Linked DNA regions of Homo sapiens: region 1 is linked to region 2. The links are chromatin loops, found by intact Hi-C in ENCODE. Cell type or tissue: endothelial cell of umbilical vein. All regions are shown on one strand. Each heading gives the region's core, and the rest is flanking DNA. Links, peaks and the distances in the headings are about the cores only.

The links. A loop is a pair of places that touch in the nucleus more often than their neighbours do. Peaks named below come from ENCODE experiments on the same cell type or tissue, not always from the same donor. Only the 100,000 strongest peaks of a DNase experiment are listed, where the experiment ranks them.
Region 1: a loop joins it to region 2, with 2.0 times the contacts of the local background. A loop is called at or near these places in 1 of 110 quality-filtered maps.

What each region holds. Positions count from the first base shown.
Region 1 is chr4:159,399,219-159,404,601 of GRCh38, forward strand. No RefSeq gene overlaps it. Among named protein-coding and RNA genes, the nearest start is that of MIR3688-1, 270 kb to the left of the region's middle. RefSeq lists an enhancer at 2,105-3,304. In endothelial cell of umbilical vein, for the core only: no CTCF peak of the experiment used is centred there; a DNase peak (open chromatin) is centred at 2,963; H3K27ac peaks cover 1,465 bases.
Region 2 is chr4:159,270,104-159,275,486 of GRCh38, forward strand. The region is part of intron 7 of RAPGEF2 (Rap guanine nucleotide exchange factor 2); the gene reads left to right. Among named protein-coding and RNA genes, the nearest start is that of MIR3688-1, 140 kb to the left of the region's middle. In endothelial cell of umbilical vein, for the core only: no CTCF peak of the experiment used is centred there; DNase peaks (open chromatin) are centred at 2,038, 2,548 and 3,158; H3K27ac peaks cover 1,996 bases.

The DNA.
Region 1 (5,383 bases), core at 222-5,221, 130 kb after region 2:
GGGCGCAGTGGCTCACACCTATAATCCCAGCACTTTGGGAGGCCAAGGCGGGCAGATTGCCTGAGCTCAGGAGTTAAAAAATTAGCTGGGTGTGGTGGCATGTGCCTGTAGTCCCAGCTACTTGGGAGGCAGAGGCAGGAGAATTGCTTGAACCCAGGAGGCAGAGGTTGAAGTGAGCCAAGAACACACCTTCACTCCAGCCTGGGCAACAGAGCAAGACTCTGTCTCAAAAAAAAAAAAAAAGTAGCCAGGTGTAGTGGTGTGCACCTGTAGTCCCAGCTGCTTGGGAGGCTGAAGTGGGAGGATCATTTGAGCCCAGGAAGTTGAGGCTATAGTGAGTCATGATTGCACCGTCTCAAAAAAAAAAAAAAATTAACCAGGTATGTTGGTGTGTGTGCCTGTGGTCCCAGCTACTTGGGAAGCTGAAATTGAGAGGATGCTTGAGCCCAGGTATTAGTTTGAGGTTAAAGTGAGCCATATGAAGACACTGCATTCTAGCCAGGGCCACAGAGTGACACCCTCTATGAAAACAAAACAAAACAAAACAAACCAACAAAAAAACAACCCACCATAGAGAGGGAAGGTATAATGGTTTTAGGCATTTAATTTTTTGGTGTCACTGAAGGATTTTGTTTTTAATTTAGATTCTTCGCAGGAAGAGTTGGTGATGGTGGTGATGGTGGTTGTAGCTGTAGAAGTGAGGAATGCATTTGTTTGGGGAGGTTAAAGGGGACCATTTTACACTGAAAGATGAACGTAGATGTAAAACTAGTAGCTACAAGAAATTAACCAAGAATAGAGTGAGGCCAGAATTAGACCCTCAAAGAACAGCAGATAACAAAGATATCCCCTAAAAGCAGCGAATATTTACCAGGTGTTTACTCTGCAAGAGAGATGGTCTTTTTTTATGTCCTTTACCTATTTAAGCCCACACAGTACCCCTATCATGAAAGTGCTATTGTCAGGATTCCCATTTGACAGATGGGAAATGGGGGCCTGGGAAGTCCAAAACCACCCAGCCAGTAAACAGAGGAACCAGGCTTGCACTCAGTCAATCTCTGTCTAGAGCCACCGAAGAAAAATGGGAGAAAAAATTTGATGCTGCAAAAGACGCCCCTCAAAGATAGATAATGATGCCTCCAAGCCAAAGGGAATCTGCCTGCTGAGAGGGGGTCACTTCTAAAGGCACTCCTTCCTTAAATGGAAGGCGGAGGGAGGCAGGGCAAGGTGACTACCCCTGCCTTCAGCATGGTCCTGGCAGCCCCCTCTGTGCATTGAATGGGGTGTGTCAGGCCAGAGTGGGCTGGGGCTTGAGTGTGGTTGGGGGGGAGTCCTGAGGCGAGGATAGTAAAGATGGGACATGACCCTGAGGGCTCAAGCTCAGGACAGGCTCAAACATCCCTTTCTTCCTGAGATGGGGTTGTCTGACTCCCTGGGGGAATGTGATTCTGTTTGCAGTTAAACCAATTTGAATTAATCTAGCAAGTGTCAATTCTTTCCCTCGGAACTGTGTAGAATGCTATTCCAAAATTAGACTAACTAGTGAAACCTTCTCACAGGCTTCTTTTTTACAGACTGAGATAATGTTTCGCTCAAAGATGCTGCTGGATGAGGCAGACCATTTTAATCACAGTGAAGCTTCCCCCCCAGGCTTTCGCTGCCTCTCCCACCTTGTGGGGACCTGCCTGGGAGAAGTTTCACACGCGCCCCCGCTCCACCTCCCACCCTGCAGAACTGCTGCTGGCTGGACGCTGGCTGCACCTTCTCGTTGAGAACAGCTGCTGGCTATTTCCTCATTTCTAAACTTCCGAGGACAAGCTTGGAGTGCAGCTAAGCCTTTGGAGATGCTGCAGCTACTGTTCTGATCCTGGGAGGTGCATTTCTGAGGCGGACAGTCAGCACTGACAAGACAAGTTGGAGGGAACGAGCTGGCTGAGGGCTGGGGAGCAGCCCCTCTCCTTGGAAGAACTCTGATGGGAAACAGATGCTAAGAAGGGATTTATGGTTTATTCCAAGGACAGATGAGATAAGTTGTGGATGCACATGATTTTGTGGGGGAAGCAGGGGAGACCCAAGCGGGACACAGCCAGCCTAGCCCGTCAGCAATGAGAAAGTGTCCTTGGGTCTAGATGGGTGTGCCTGGGAGCAGGGCTTGGATCTTAGGCATTGACGGTCACCATCTGCAGGACAGGGGCCACCAGTCCATGGATATCTGATCTTCTTAGGGTCCCTGGAAACAAGGGGGACAAAATGCCTGAAGGCTTCCTGCTGCTCACTCCTCCCCTCTGAGTCCCTCTTCCTGACCTGCTCCACACCCTCTGTTCTTCCTCTCCCGCCTGCTTCTCTTTTCTTGCCTTCTCTCCACCCCTTCTTGAGTCTGCTCTGTTTATTTCATTTCCTTTTTAAAATGTTGTCAGCATCCTTTAGCTAAGGACAGCCATCAGTATCACTATTCTGTGTTATTTTTCTCAGGTAAAATGCTATTTTGTTTAGTAACCAACCCTGCCCAGCCCCCCACTCCCCGTCATGCTTCCTCTATTTTTACCCCGCACAGCCAGCAGCAAGACTGGGGCAGGAATACAGAGAGCACTCTGGGTTCTCCCCCAGCCTGAGGCCCTCCCTCGGCAGGACCCAAGGAGCACTACACAGCCCAAGGGCTCTGATAATCCACCAGGCCCCATCCCTCCATTCTCTCTTTGTCTCCGATACAAATTGCCTGGCACCAGTGCCCTAGAGCAGGCTATAATGAGAGGTGATTATCCCATCCCTGCAGGAGAGCCCTGGGACAAATCCTCCAGCACTTATGGACCTGTTTACTTCAGTTACTACTGAAAGTCCAAGTCCAAGCCTTCAAGGTCAACCTTCATTACTCCTACCGTTTTTCCCATGGGGTTCAGAACATTCTCTCATCCGACTCATGCTCCCACACCTCTGTGACCCTCAGTCATTCCTCTGAGCCTCTGGAATTCAGAGTGTGTCATCAGTACAATTTCCTGTCTTCGTTCTCATCTGGGAACATTTCCTTCACCTTCTTGTTTAACTCTGAGCTTTCCCATGCAGCCACTATTACCCATATGTGGCTGTTGAACACTTGAAATGTGACTAGTCCAGATTGAGATGCGGTATCAGCATAAACACATACTGGATTTTGAAGACTTCATATGAAAAAAGGAACTTAAACTATCTTGAAGGATACTTAGGTGGGTATAAGATTCTGTGCTGACGGGGCGCGGTGGCTCATGCCTGTAATCCCAGCACTTCGGGAGGCTGAGGTGGGCGGATCACCTGAGGTCAGGAGTTTGAGACCAGCCTGGCCAACATGGCGAAACCCCATCTCTACTAAAAATACAAAAAATAGCCGGGCTTGGTGGTAGGCACTTGTAATCCCAGCTATTCAGGAGGCTGAGGCAGGAGAATCACTTGAACCCAGGAGGCGGAGGTTCCAGTGAGCTGAGATTAGTAATTAACTAGGCCCAATGCACCACTGCACTCCAGCCTGGGCAACAAGAGAGAAACTCCGTCTCAAAAAAAAAAAAAAAAAAAAAAAAAAAATTCTATGCTGTCAGTTCTTTTCTTGTAGCCCTTCAAAAATGTGGTTGTCACTTCCTTTTGGTCTCCATGGTTTCTCATGACAATATGTTGTCTATATTGTATTAAGTAAAATATGTTATTAAATTGTTTACCTATTTCTGTTTGATTTAAAGAAATGTGGCTAGTAGAAAATTTAAAATTATGTATGTGGTTCACATTATATTGCTATCAGATAGTGCTGCTTTGGCCAGGTGTGATGGCTCATGACTGTAATCTCAGCACTTTGGGAGGTTGAGGCAGGAGGATTGCTTGAGGCTAGGAGTTCGAGACCAGCCGGAGCAACAAAGTGAGACTGTCTCTACAAAAAAATAGCCCATGCCATTCTGTAGTCCTAGCTACTTGGGAGGCTGAGATGGGAGGATTGCTTGAGCCCAGGAGATTGTGGCTGCAATGAGCTATTATTGTGCCACTGCACTCCAGCCTGGGTGACAACAGAGCAAGACCCTGTCTCAACAACAACAACAACAACATAGTGCTGCTCTGACTGAGGTCTGGCTGCCCTTGAAAGCTTAGCTTCTTCAGAAGCCCTCTCACACATGGCTGGTCCTTTCCTCATGCTCTCTGTTCAGACAAGGCCTAGAGGTGGGGCAGGTAGCTCCTGGCTCCCCATTGCTCTTTCCAAGCCATTGGTCATAGTATTTCCTAAAACAGTTTTGATCTTCTGAAACTCATGCCATCAAACTAGACCTGCCTTTACCTCTTCACATTGCAATTCTCTACCATTCTCCTGGTTACTCCTTCCCCTCTTATTGACGATCTTCGTGTCCGGTTCACTGTTGTTCCTACCATCTTGACTCTGGGCATCATTCTTGTCATTGGCATGCCCCTAGATAGTCCATCAACACCCTGGCCTCTCTGTTCACTGTTTTCCTCACTTATAATGATATGTCCTCCATCATTATATCCTCAGCCACCTACTTTAATGGTCGTATCTTTGTCATCGCCTATGGTTTCACAACCTCCAAAATCTTAATTTCAAGCGTCCCAGTCTTTGAATTCTATCTCTTATGTTTATGGCTTATTTCCTCTAGGCTCCCCATTTCAACACTTTTTTTGTTGTTGTCGAGGTATTGCTATGTTGCTTAGGCTGGAGTGCAGTAGTGTGATCAGAGCTCACTGCAGCCTTGAACTCCTGGGCTCAAGCAATTCCCCCATCTCAGGTTCCTGAGTAGCCAGGATTACAGGCATGTGCCACCATGCCCAACTCATCAATTTATTGATTCCATTGGTACTTCCAATTAATTGATTCTATCAGCTTTTCACTTATGTATCTTAGAGTCTGTGGTTCATCATTGCAATTACTCCTTGCATATATCTTTAAGACCCTTTTATCCCCGCCTCTTTCCTTAGACCTTCTGGCAAACCCCTGAACCTGATTGAATTCAATTTTCCCTAACATCTATAACCAAGCAGCTACCATGGCCAGAAAATGACGACAACAACAACAACAACAACTGAACTAGTCTCAGTCTAAATTTGTAACATCAAACCTTGAGTGCTCCTTAGCATGGCCTATTAGTTTTGCGAGGTATCCCCTTACACTCTCATTTTTCTCCTCCTTCATGGCCACCAATATTAAATTTCAGCCGAGACCTTCCTTTCTATCGAACTGCAAAAGTATAATTAATCAGAAGAAAACATCTACTCCTTCCATTCACTGAGTCAGTCCACTTTATACGCAACTGTGGATATTCTCCGTTTTCCTTTCACATATAATGGGTGAATTGACCCTACTCTTACCTAAAGCCAATTTCTCTACTGTGCACCATATTTTATTCTTTCTCAATTCCTA
Region 2 (5,383 bases), core at 225-5,224:
TGCCCATGACACTTTGGTTAGAACTTGAAATACTAGAATTTGCCATCTCAAGATGTCACATGCAGCAGAGTTGGCAGCTTACAACATCAAGGTCTGGCTGTATAATTGTTGACTAGTCCTTTGGTTCTATTGAGTTTGCTGTGTAATAATCAGACCTTTAAAATTTTAATTGTATGTGAGGAGTTGAATAAGAAAATAGTTACTCAGGCTCTCAATAAGTGACTCAATATAGTTGTTGGGTAAAAATGAGTGAGAAGGCCCCTCTTTCATCCTATGAGGCTTTATAGTGTCAGAGCTAATTTCAAATGAATAGAATTTATTAAATTCACAAATACTTCTGTTTTGCTTATTCAAAAAGTTTGTGGGCTTTTAAGTGGCTTTGCTTCTTTGACTGCAGCAGGTAGTGCAGTACTAGAAAACAAAAACCATTAAATTTGGGGTGGGGGCATTTTTTTTAGCTATGATTAGGCACAAATAGTAAGCTCAGTTTTTCTACTTTATCAGAACCTTTCAGATCTCATGGGCTTTATTCTTTATTTGTTGTCTGTCTCATTCAGTGCATACCTCAGTTGCCGGCACATAATAGACGTACGATAAATACCATTGAATTTCTCTTTAAATTTTTGGATTAATAAAGTCTCAACTTTTTTAACTAGTAATTTTTACATATTTTATTACACCTCCCCCTATTTCCATTTTATGTGGTTGATTGATAATACTAAGATGAATACCCATGTGTCACCAGAAATGCACCCAGCACTGGGCTGTGTTTTTATAGTCATGTGGTGCTTTTCAGTTAGTCTTCGGAGGAATCTCATGGTTTTGTGAATATAAAAATGTAAAAATCTTGTGATTTCTTTTTAAAATAAGAGGAGGTTGCTAACATTTCAGAAATGTATTATGAGACTGCATTTTTCAAAAGACTCCTGTAGACCATTAGTTGAATAGACTGTTAATAGATGGTAGATGAAAAAAGTTTTATAGGCTCATTAAGTTAGGGAAATTGTTAGCATTAAAAGTCTCTTTACTCAATTTACCAACTGTTGTGTTTTTTTAAAGTGGAGCTCTTCTCTCCCCATCTTGCCCAGCTCAGATGCCTTTGAAAATTTCCCAATATAGGATGGATTTGAAACTTTGTAAATTAAAAAAAGTTTTAAAATAAATTGATTTGGTGCTATCAAACTGATAACATGGTTTTAAATTTTACATTTTTGTAGAAATTGATTTATGTAGTGTGCTATACTTAAATCACAGCCCAAGTCATGATTAAATAATAATAAAAATGGTAGTACACATAAGAAAGTGCCCTACTTAAATATAGGGAATAAATTGCAGTAGCTGTAACTTATTGAGTAATGTATTGCATAGCAGACACTATATTACATATTATCTCAATTCTTAAGAAACAGTATTACCTTTTTACATATGAGAAAACTGAGATTAAAAAGAATTTTTTTCAGGGACATATTACTAGTAAGTGGTAGAGCCATCATTGGTACCCCAGTTTGTCTGATTTTATAGCCATTGCCTTAACCACAGACTTGTACTACCTACCCCTATGTGACCAAATTTAGTCTACTTCAGGTGTGTAGACTGCATAATTATCAGAGTTAGTATTAACTAGTGGAATACACAACTTGAAAAAGTGCTTTTTTCCTGCAGCTATCTTTTTCCTGGCATATGTGACATTCCAAGCAGCAAGAATATCATGATCAAAATCATTTTATAAAACTTTCATTGCTTGGCTGAGTCAATAATACATCTATCCATTTTGAAATCATGTTGAGACTTGAGTTGAGATGGTCAGGAATAGTTGCCATTTAGCCCATTTCCTTTCTTCCTTCTGCTTTTCTGTGTTTGGTCTTACCATGTACATTTCCTTTTTGCTGCTTAACTCTTTAAACATACGCTCCATGTCTCAACTTCCTCTGCCTATTCCCTTTGTAACCTCTGAGTGCCTGACCGTGGCCATTTGTGTTCTACCAGAAGTCCTGAACCTTGCCATTTTGTCTCGCCTGTTTCTGCCCCAGTGAACCCTGCATATACAGTGCAGCCTGACTTCAATCATGATCACCTCCCTTAAGTCCATACAGGCCACGATTCATTTGTTAGCCATAAGTATCATTTTCATCATACATAAGCCCCTTAACCAAGAAGGATATAATGTAACTTAACCATATTTTCTAAATTGCTATTGGTCACTTAAGGCCCTCTATAATCTACATTCTTTCCCTTATAAACATACAAGATTGTGCTCTTTTATTTTAGGACAAGCTGGCTTGATTATAAACACTTCAGGCTCATTTTCTTTTCTCATTTCTCAGCTTGCTGTGTTCTTGGCTTGACTTTGACTTGGTCCTTATCTCTTCATATTTATCTCTATCTTAATGAATCAGGATCACTTAATATGCAGTGCTTAATTTTATTAATTCTTCTAATTGGTGCTTATAAATTTGTTTGGTCTTTGCAGTTAGATGACAGATTACATCTGGAATGAATTCCATGTGTTCAAAGGGTATGGTTGGAATTTAAAACTGTTTATCAGCTGTTAAGAGTACAGTATAGAGAAGGATTTTCTAGGCTGGAAGAATAACATGTGAGGGCCCAAGGCAGGAAACTATAGAAGAATATGAGGGTTTGAGGAAAAACAATGAAATCATCACTGTTAGAGTAGACTGTGTTAGAGAGAAGTAGGTCAGTACAGGTGATGGAGTGGAGGATGTTAGAATACCAGATAAATTAATGACTATTTTGAAGATGCAGCAAAGGAGTGTAACCTCTTTCTTCACCTCTCCTTCCTATCTTTCAACTGGAACAGATTTAAGAAAACTCAATTAACAAAAAATGTGTTATATTACCATGACAGTTTGACCTTGTCTGTAAACATTGGGTAGAGTGTCTCTTTAGTATATTTTGATTGATGGATTTTCCTTAGCAATGTAGAAAAAAAGCACCAGGACTAATTGTAGAGGCTAGGTTATGCCTCTTTTGGGTAAGACTCCACCTCTTCATTATCTGATCTTTATTTTGTCTGTTATAACAGATATATTTCCTGAGATGAAATAAACTTATCTCTTGGCATGATTTTCCACTGTGCTTGCTAGCAGAGGGGACTGAGAGGAAGCATATCCTGTTGTTTTATTCAAGGACAAGGTCATCTTGCCTTGGATTTGGGCCAAGAAACCCTGGCAACAAATAATAGATCTTTTTACCCCCATTAGAAGTGAAGAAATGTATTTAGAAACTTGCCAAGACATTGCATACTCTGCTTATATGTGCTTTTTGTGTCACAGGACATAGTAAAGTAAGATCTTTGCTTTTAGTCAAAATAAGTATACCTCATATCTTTGCCTTTAAATATTTTTAGTAATGATCCATTAAAAAATCTGTTGGAAAATAAAATCAATTTAGATTACTGAAAAAAAGAATGATTAACTTAAGAAAAAGCAAATGCTCAAAATGTGTCATTAGGAATTCAGTTATTCTCCTTTAACCATTTAGCCCTAGTAAGATCAGTAATCAGTTTCTTTCTTTCTTTCTTTCTTTCTTTCTTTCTTTCTTTCTTTCTTTCTTTCTTTCTTTCTTTCTTTCTTTCTTTCTCAATTTAAATATTATATAAAATGCATCAAAGTAAATGCTCTGTAAGTTTGGTCTCATAGGTATAAGTATTCCTTAAACATAACCTGACATTTCTTTCTCTTTTTTTCGAGATGGAGTCTCGCTCTGTCGCCTGGGCTGGAGTGCAGTGGCGCAGTCTTGGCTCACTGCTACCTCCATCTCCCGGGTTCAAGCAGTCTTCCCCCTCAGTCTCCCAAGTAGCTGGGATTACAGGTGCGTGCCACCACGCCCAGCTAATTTTTGTATTTTTAGTACAGGTGGGGTTTCGCCATGTTGGCCTGGCCGGTCTTGAGCTCCTGACCTCAGGTGACCTGCCTGCCTTGGCCTCCCGAAGTGCTAGGATTACAGGCTGAGCCACCACGCCCGGCCCTAACATTTCTTTAATCTGCCTCCAGAGGTTTGACCAAACTCTTAATTTATTCAGGTAATCTATTAAGAATTCCTCCAGAGTAATGCTTAAGTTTTCTTCATTTTCTTTTGTTTAACAATAAAGGTAAAATCCTTTCACAGTTACTTTAAATCCTTAATGAAGTACTTTTTAATGCTTACTTTATATCCCTGATTTTTAAAAAAGTAACATTACTGTCATGTCTGTAGTGATCTTTATAAACTTTTGAAAGCCTTTTCAATTTAGATCAAATAACTTTAATCATTATATATTTTATTTGAATATGGTTTGCTTATAAGCTTTTTTGAAAAATATTTTAAAAATAAAACGAATGTCTAAATATATCTACATAGAGATATAACCATGTGAGCATGTATAAAAATATATACGTGTGCGTGTATAAGTGTGTTTGTAATTTAAATGAAAGTTTGTAAATGTGTCCTTAAGGTCTCTATTTAAATTTCCTTGTTCTGAGATCTTTGTTCTCTCTGACCTACTTTTTCTTCATCCTTAACGAGTGGTCTTTATCTTTATAGACATGACACATGCTTGTGATATTTCCATATAGTATTAAGATGCCAGTGCTATTAGTATTGTCTTAGGTATTACACAGAATGGGCTAAATGGAACAGTGTCTGATTTTTGGAACATAAATTAAGAAACTAATAGAAAAAATATATTAGGGAATGTAGATATAAATTTGCTACTTTAAAGCTACTTTAAAGACATGATATAACAGAGCACACTTTAAAAATGCAACAAATTGCATCATACAAGAAGTTCCCTTAAGCTCACCAATGGTCCCTGCCACTCACTGTCTTTCCTATTGGTGCAGAAACACCCATGTCATAAAGAATTAATCACTTGTCACTCTCTGCCATTTCTTCTTCTTAACTGAACCCCTAACATAGGCCTTATATGTAGTTATGTTTTTCTCTGTCTCTCGTGTGTGTGTGTGTGTGTGTGTGTGTGTGTGTGTGTGTGTGTATGATATATGAGAATCTTATAATTGCACAGTCTGTGATACATCATATCTTTATAACTTATCAATCATCCACTGTCTATATTTCTTTTGTACTCTGAAGTCACTATATAAATATGCCCCATATGCTTCAGATCTCTTCATTCTACATCAATAGACCAAATTCTCTTTTACAACTTACACTGGATATTCATCATAAAGGCTGTTTTCAGAGACATCTTAGGCATGAGTTAGCCTTAGATTTATTAACAAAGTGACAGCCTGAAAAATTTCTTTACAATTATCAAAGTTACATTCTTCTTTAATGAACTCTAGAGAAATACATTATTGGTTTGTAATATTGACTTGGTTTGATTATTAAATGAAACATACCCTCCTTTCCCCTTTATCGATAC